Linked DNA regions of Homo sapiens: region 2 is linked to region 1. The links are chromatin contacts, found by Hi-C in ENCODE. All regions are on one chromosome and are shown on one strand. The core of a region is the stretch at or near the end of the contact, and the rest is flanking DNA. Distances in the headings are between cores, read along the strand shown. Region 1 overlaps RBMS3 (RNA binding motif single stranded interacting protein 3). Region 2 overlaps RBMS3 (RNA binding motif single stranded interacting protein 3).

Region 1 (3,664 bases), core at 480-2,979:
CGTCTGAAACCCTATTGTCACTCGTTGGGTCCTCCTAGATATCATGGCCTGGTAGACACCAAGAGAACGCTTTTAAATATTTCAGAATCAGCACAGTAGATCTCTGTTCTACAATTTTAAATAGCCCCTGCACTTTTTTACAACACATATAATAAACTGACAAGTTGGTAACTAGAGTCCATTAATAAAATAGGAATGGTCACGTTGAAAAGTTTGGAAGCCAGGCAAAGCAGAGAATGGCTGAAAATAAATGCTTAGCATGAAAAGAGATAAAGGGAGGGGTGAGGGAAGAGTAAGCAACAGGCAATGAAAGAGACATGAGAGAGAAAGAGAAAGAGAGGGAGGAATTGGAGGTGAGGAGTTGGGAAACGTTATCTATCTTTAAATATTAGATGGGTCATATTAGACTTATTCCATTTGCTCTAAAGAGATGAAATAAAGACTAAGTGTAGAAATTATAAGTAGGCAGAGTTTAGCTGTCCAGCAAATTTTACACCAGTGGCATCTCTATTATTGGGAGTATTAAAAAGAGGCTCTAAAATCCCTCTCAGAATTGCTTAGAAGACCAGATGTGGGCCAGATCACTGCTTCTCAAACTTTTTTTTTTTTTTTTTTTTTTTTTTTTTTTTTTTTTTTTTTTTTTTGAGATGGAGTCTCGCTCTGTCGTCCAGGCTGGAGTGCAGTGGCGCGATCTCGGCTCACTGAAAGCTCTGCCTCCCGGGTTCACGCCATTCTCCTGCCTCAGCCTCCTGAGTAGCTGGGACTACAGGCACCCACCACCACGCCCGGCTAATTTTTTGTATTTTTTAGTAGAGACGGGGTTTCACCGTGTTAGCCAGGATGTTCTCGATCTCCTGACCTCGTGATCCACCTGCCTCGGCCTCCCAAAGTGCTGGGATTACAGGCGTGAGCCACCGCGCCCGACCCCTGCTTCTCAAACTTTACCTTGCTCGTGAAACAAGAAGGGATCTTATTAAAATTCAGATCTACATCAGCACTTATGGGCTGGAGCCTAAGATTGAGCATTTTCAACAAGCTCCCAGATGATGCCCAGGCTGTCCCTCTATAGACCACATTTTGAGCGGTTAGAGACTCCCTTAAGGTGCCTTCTCACTGGAAATATTAAAGTATTTCCTCAGGTAGGTAGTAGAACAAAAGAAGTGAAGGAAATCACAAGAGTCAGCGACACTACATGCTTAAATTTCATTGATAAAATGGCTAAACCATCCTGTCTTTTTAGAGGCAGAAAATCGCTGGAAAACAACACTTCAGAGATAATAGCATAAGCACTGAGATAATGATACTAAAATGCCCTCAAAGAAAATTGGCAGCAGTTCCAGATTCATACCCAGTGTAGACAACTGTGAGGAGCTTGAAACTGAATGTAACCCCTAATACTGAAATTGAACCCTGCTAGCTAATAGCATGTTCACACAAGCCTGTGTTTAGGGAACAAAGATTGAAGATTGAAGAACTCAATGAGACAAGGATCTGAATATATTGTACTATTGAGCCATAGTGGGAGTGGAATTACAAACCAATACACTGAGCTTTTCTGTGTTCCTATTGACCTTTGGACTCAAGGAAACCCAAAAAGGAAAGAGAACTGGCATCTGAGTTGCATACCATGCTACTTTTAATAAGCTGCAAGATTTGCTGCCCTTGAAAACACTGCTCCCTATTCTGTGCAAACAGCTTGATGGAGGGCCAGCTGAAGGGATGTCACTCGGTCAACAGGAAGTGAGTGTGGACAAAAGGTCCAAGTTTAGGAATGCCTCTCTGGATTTTATTTTGATACAGAGCCTAGTCAAACTTGGTTCTTGTGGCCAGAGCCAGAATAAAAAAATGTGCTCACAGGCTAACCATGGCCTTTTTATTTTTATTTTTTCATTTTTAAAGGCATAGTCCCTAATAACACAATCATATGCAGAACCCAACTAGAAGAAAGCTGGAATACAAGAGAGGGGCATGAATTTCTTAAATGTTCTTTCCCAGTTACATTTAAAATGTTTGTTAATGTTTTTCCTCACTAAAGGAAAAAAAGGTAAATGTATTTCAGATGCTTTACTTTGCTCTCTGTGGCCTGAAGAGGTCTTTTTTCTCTTTCTTTAGAGACAACGTCTTACTCCGCAGCCCAGACTAGAGTGCGGTCCCATGATCATAGCTCACCGCACCCTAGAACTCCTGGGCTCAAGCAATCCTGCCTTAGCCCCCTGAACAACTGGGACCACAGATGCATGCCACCACCATGCCAGCTAATTAAAAAAAATTTTTTTTAGAGACAATGTCTCACTATGTTCTCCTGGCTAGTCCAAAACTGCTAGGCTCAAGCAACCCACCCACCTCAGCCTCCCAAAGTGCTGGGATTACAGCATTAACCACCACACCCAGCCTCTCAAGAGGTCATTTTTTCAGAATGTAGGCTGGTCGTGATGGCTCATGCCTGTAATCCCAGCACTTTGTGAGGCCAAGGAGGGCAGATCACCTGAGCTCAGGAGTTCAAGACCAGCCTGGCCAACATTGCGAAACCCTGCCTCTACTAAAAAAAATAAATAAATAAAATGCAAAAGTTGGCTGGGCGCAGTGGTTCGCACCTGTAATCCCAGCTATTCAGGAGGCTGAGGCAGGAGAATAGCTTGAAACCGGGAGGCGGAGATTGTGGTAAACCGAGATCGCACCACTGCGCTCCAGCCTGGGAGACAGAGCAAAACTCCGTCTCCAAAAAAAAAAAAAAAAAAAAAAAAAAAAATGTAAAGGGAGTCACTCATATCTTCCAGGTTAAAGTGTTTTATGAAATCAGTGTACAGTGTGTACATAAAAAAGCATCATCAGTTCTCAGGCATCATAAGGAAAAGCTGCATTTCCCTCATCACAGCATGATTTCATGTTATGGGGTATTGAGTTTCACTGAAACCTCTGTAAGTTTTGTAGTTAGACAGATACCAGTTCAAATCCCCTTTCTGCGACTTACTGGTTGAGGTATATGAACCTGTTTCTTCATCTTGAAATTTGACATGGTAATAGTTGGAAAAAGAACTGGGTAACAAAAAAGGATACAAAGTAAGTGAATTGGAAAATTTTATCAGGAAGCTCATAGGGTTGTACTGGGCATTTAAAAGAGATTATGGGCTGGGCGCAGGGGCTCATACCCATAATCTCAGCACTTTTGGGAGGCTGAGCTAGAAGGATTGCTTGTGGCCAGGAGTTCAAGACCAGCCTGGGCAACATACGGGGACCTCATCTCTACAAAAAAAAATTTAAAATTAGCCTGGATTTGTGGCAAATTTCTGTAATCCCAGCTACTCAGGAGGCTGAGGTGGGAGGATTGCTTGAGCTGGACAGGTAGAGGCTGCAGTGAGCTATGATTATGTCACTGCACTCCAGCCCGGGCAACAAAGTGAGACCCTGTCTCAACTATTAAAAGGCAAAAAAGAAAAAAAGAGATCATCTATGTAAAACTTTCAAAGTCTAGTAAGCCATCAATAGCAGACTGACAACAGAAAGTAGCTGTTTAAAGACTGCTTGCCTCAATAATATTAAGGCTTCAAGAATCATAACTGGTTCTGTTCCTATCAATGAGAAGTATTTTTTGTTGCAGTATCACTTCCCTAGGTAACATTGGAGATGTCCAATGAAGATATCCAGGAAATAACCCTGGATATTT
Region 2 (3,664 bases), core at 354-2,853, 230 kb before region 1:
ACTTAGAACAACCCTGCACTTGGTTTAAAGTTCTGCTGTTGCCACCTTGAACTTCTTAACAGTGTTTTAACAAAGGGATCTACATTGTCATATTTCACCCTAATTTAAGTAGCTGATCCTGCTATGACAAGAGAGTGTAGGAAACTAACTTAACATTAACGCTCAGTATGTATATCATCAGGTGACCCAATGGATCCACATAAGTATTATTTTGAAAAAAAAAGTCTTCAGAATGAATCAATTTGATGTCCAAATAAAAAGAAAACTCTTTATGCAATTTTAATAGATAAAAATAAAAACAAAAACAGCATTTTGTTTACTACTCACTCACAAGTTCCCCTATATCAGAAGATGTTTGGATAAGAAAGGCAAGCGGAATCTTTCCTCATTCTAAATATTTAGGAACAGCTAAGTACAATTTTCCTAACTCTTTCAAGTTTCCTTTCCAGTGGAACCTTTTACTGTAAGTCTTTCAATTTTTTTATCTTTTTTTTTTTTTAAGTAGAAAATTTCCATTTCCAGGAAGAAAAGAATTCTAACTCTGTTCTTTCTCTCTTCCCACAGGATCCACTATTGTCTCTTTGGGAAAATAACCTTCTCTCCTAGCAGAGACATGAATGGGAGAGGAAATGTAAGCCCTTAATTACTACAGATGTTACTTTATGGAATTTTTATTCCAGGAGAGCTACAAAATGCAAAGTTTATGCCTCAGAGCCCCCTCCCTGTTCAATCTCTCTCTGGGTACTCATCTGGATAAAAGGCAGTTAAGAATCTAAAGCTTGCTTGCAAGAGTCCTACAAATCAAATCCTTTGTCTTAAAATGGCATGGAATTATAAATGAAGACTAATACTAGGGGTGTGTGTGTGTGTGTAGGGGTGTGTGTGTGTATGTGTGTGTGTGTGTGTTTATTCTACATAATACATTTTAGGGAATAGAGAGGAAGCTAAAAAAGAAAATCAAGTGGCTAACCCACTCCACCCACTTAAAATATTTTTGTTCTGTTTGAAAGCCTCAAGTCCTCCCTTCTGCATTCTAAGTGTGATCATCTTTTCTTAACACTGTTTTACAGCCATATCAAGCTGGATGGGGGCTGTTTCTATGAACACAAAGACAGCAGAGTAGATTGTTCACTTTGGGTTCATTCAGATTTAACTAAGTGAATGTCTGCTGTGAGCCTTTAGAGACTCCCGTCTCTGAAAGAATAAATGCAATAAAAGTCTGTTTTCTGTAGCTGCCGGCGCTTAGTGTCAAACCATGTTACGCTGCACCACCCAGCAGTGACAATTCCATTTTAATACACGGGGCACATTTTAACAAGGCAAAGCAGTCCCAGCAAAGATGGCAATATAGGAGCTGCCAAGGGGAAAAGGCTCAGTGTTCCTCATGCATTTTACGTGGAAGCAGAACAAAAGTGAGACTGAGACCCAGAAAGCTCTGGGGGGGGAGGAAAGAGACTATATTTGAATAGCCATCTTAGGAAGAATGTGCCCATTTTCTTCTCAAGTTTCACAATTAACCTCTCTGAAATGCCAGCTCAAGCTGTCTGGAATCTGGCACACGCTTCAGTTGAAACTGACACTAGCATTATCAAGTGAGTCTGAAAAGACAGCACACCAGACACAGCTGCCTTTATATGTCCCTTTCAGATGGGCCACTGAATCACTACAACTGCATCTATTCTTCCTAGGCGGTACCTGAAACCCCTTGCGTCCCTCAGAACAGCTTGAGTGCCAGGCCAACCATTCACCTGACAATACATTAATTAGGATCTTACAAGGCTCTAATCATTGTATAAAGCTTCAGGGTTTTCTGTTAGGTCTGATGTTTAAATATAAATACACATTAAAGGTCCTGTTTGACATTCTTTCTTGTCTCAGTACCTAGGACACTGGCTTCAGTTATTTGAAACACACCACAGAATTGTGCTTCTTCTTCCTTTTTTTTTTCAAACAGCTACTAAGAGGAGCTAGTTTAACAGCCGATACAATTCCCACAGGCAAATTACGTCAGATGAGAGGCTGATCCAATATTAGTAGAATGTTCTGGGTCAGACTTAACATGCAGAGGTAGAAACGTACTTTGCAAAACCATTTGCAGCCTACCTCTGTCACCTCCATAGAGAATCACACAGTTTATGGTCTTAAAGCAGTAAGCATTATTAACCATGTATTTAAAACAAACCCATCCTGTCATTTATTATGGTTAATTAGAGGTTTCCAGTATTGTGAAATGTTTGTGGTTTTGCAATCACAGGCTCTGTACAAATTATTGGCAACTTAGAGTATCTAACGTTGTAAGCCAGTCATCCTCATTTCTGGTAAGATTTACGTATGCACAGGGTCAACATTAAACTATTTTTTAAAGTACTAAACTCTGCACTGCTTCTGACATTTCAAAAACAAATTATGTCATTTCCTTCTTAATCCATTGTAACGGAAGGAATAAAATAGTGAGTTCCAGAAACAAAGATGAATGAATGCGATGAATTTTCTTCTCAGTTTTTGCAATTTGTTTTCTTCCTGCCAGGCACCTGACATTCTTAGGATACAAGTGTCTTAAGTACCAAACAGTGAAGCAGAGAGGCCTCCCTTACATGCCCTTTTGTAGAAACCAGAAATTTTGAGGGTATCTTGCTCAGCATTACAACACATTCCTCTTAGGAAATGAAACTGTGGATGACAATATTTGACTAATGAAAACACATTCCAGAGTTTGAGAGTCACATAATTTCAAGACTCAGATATCAACTTCTATATTGTACAGATGAAGAAAGTAACACTAGAAGACTGTGATTGGCTTCCCTAAAAACTAGTTAGTGGATGAGCCTGGAATAGAACTGTTGTCTCATGACTTTGAATTGAGACTATTTATTTGCAAGAGATGCAGCTCCATTGCTGGCCTCATGTCATCCCTCCTGATTTTCTCTACTGACTGATGTACTTCAATCTGTTCAAGAGTAGGATGGGTCCTGCTAGCTCCACTCTACCCAGCCACTATTACTTCAAGAAGTTGTTTTCAAAAATGGAATATAACCTGATATGAGATGTCAAGGGTGTTTCACCTCTGTGGTATTCTCTCCCAAAACCCATGAAAACTAGGGGTCTTATCATGAGAAAAACAGCTGACAAACTCAGATCTAGAGACATTCAGAATACCTGGCCAGTACTACTCCAACAAACAAAGTCTAAGAAATTATCGCAGATCAGAGCAGGCTGATGAGACAGGACAGCTAAACACAATATAGTAACTGGATTGGATCCTGGAACAGAAAGAAAATGTTAATAAAAAAGTTGGCAAAATCCAAATAGAGTCTGGAGTTTAGTTAATAGTAATATACCAATGTCAGTTTCTTAATTTTGACAAATGTGCCATGGTAATTTAAGGTGTTGTTAATGGGGGAAACTGGGTGTGCAATATATAGAAAATCTATATTATCATTATGGCTTCTATGTGAAGGTAAACTTATTGCAAAATAAGAAGCTTTTAAAATCACTGTACATTAAAATTATCAGAAAACTACTTTTAAAAATACCAATCTCTGGGGCCCAGCCCAGGAGATTCTGACTTAATTGTTTTGGCATGAGGCCCAGGCACAAAGATTTCAAAGCTACCCAGGTGATTTCAGTGTGCAGCCAGGGTTGAAAACTCCTGTTCCGAAGTTCT

What was found. A loop is a pair of places that touch in the nucleus more often than their neighbours do. Pooled maps may share reads with other maps.
Region 2: a loop to region 1 is called in a map of endothelial cell of umbilical vein, with 8 times the contacts of the local background. The contact joins two enhancer-like sites. A Hi-C loop is called at or near these places in 27 of 168 maps with a recorded cell type or tissue (Calu3, PC-3, Right ventricle myocardium inferior and 15 more) and 24 of 50 pooled maps.

The regions. Positions count from the first base shown.
Region 1 is chr3:29,523,501-29,527,164 of GRCh38, reverse strand. All of the region lies in intron 3 of RBMS3 (RNA binding motif single stranded interacting protein 3), which reads right to left. Among named protein-coding and RNA genes, the nearest start is that of RBMS3-AS2, 120 kb to the left of the region's middle. Within about 2 kb of position 1,729, at least 14 of the 41 ENCODE cell types and tissues checked have a DNase peak (open chromatin) inside an H3K27ac peak, as active enhancers do; they include ascending aorta, endothelial cell of umbilical vein, gastrocnemius medialis and 2 more, where a contact is called at or near this core.
Region 2 is chr3:29,757,495-29,761,158 of GRCh38, reverse strand. All of the region lies in intron 5 of RBMS3 (RNA binding motif single stranded interacting protein 3), which reads right to left. Among named protein-coding and RNA genes, the nearest start is that of RBMS3-AS2, 120 kb to the right of the region's middle. Within about 2 kb of position 1,603, at least 12 of the 41 ENCODE cell types and tissues checked have a DNase peak (open chromatin) inside an H3K27ac peak, as active enhancers do; they include ascending aorta, endothelial cell of umbilical vein, gastrocnemius medialis and 2 more, where a contact is called at or near this core.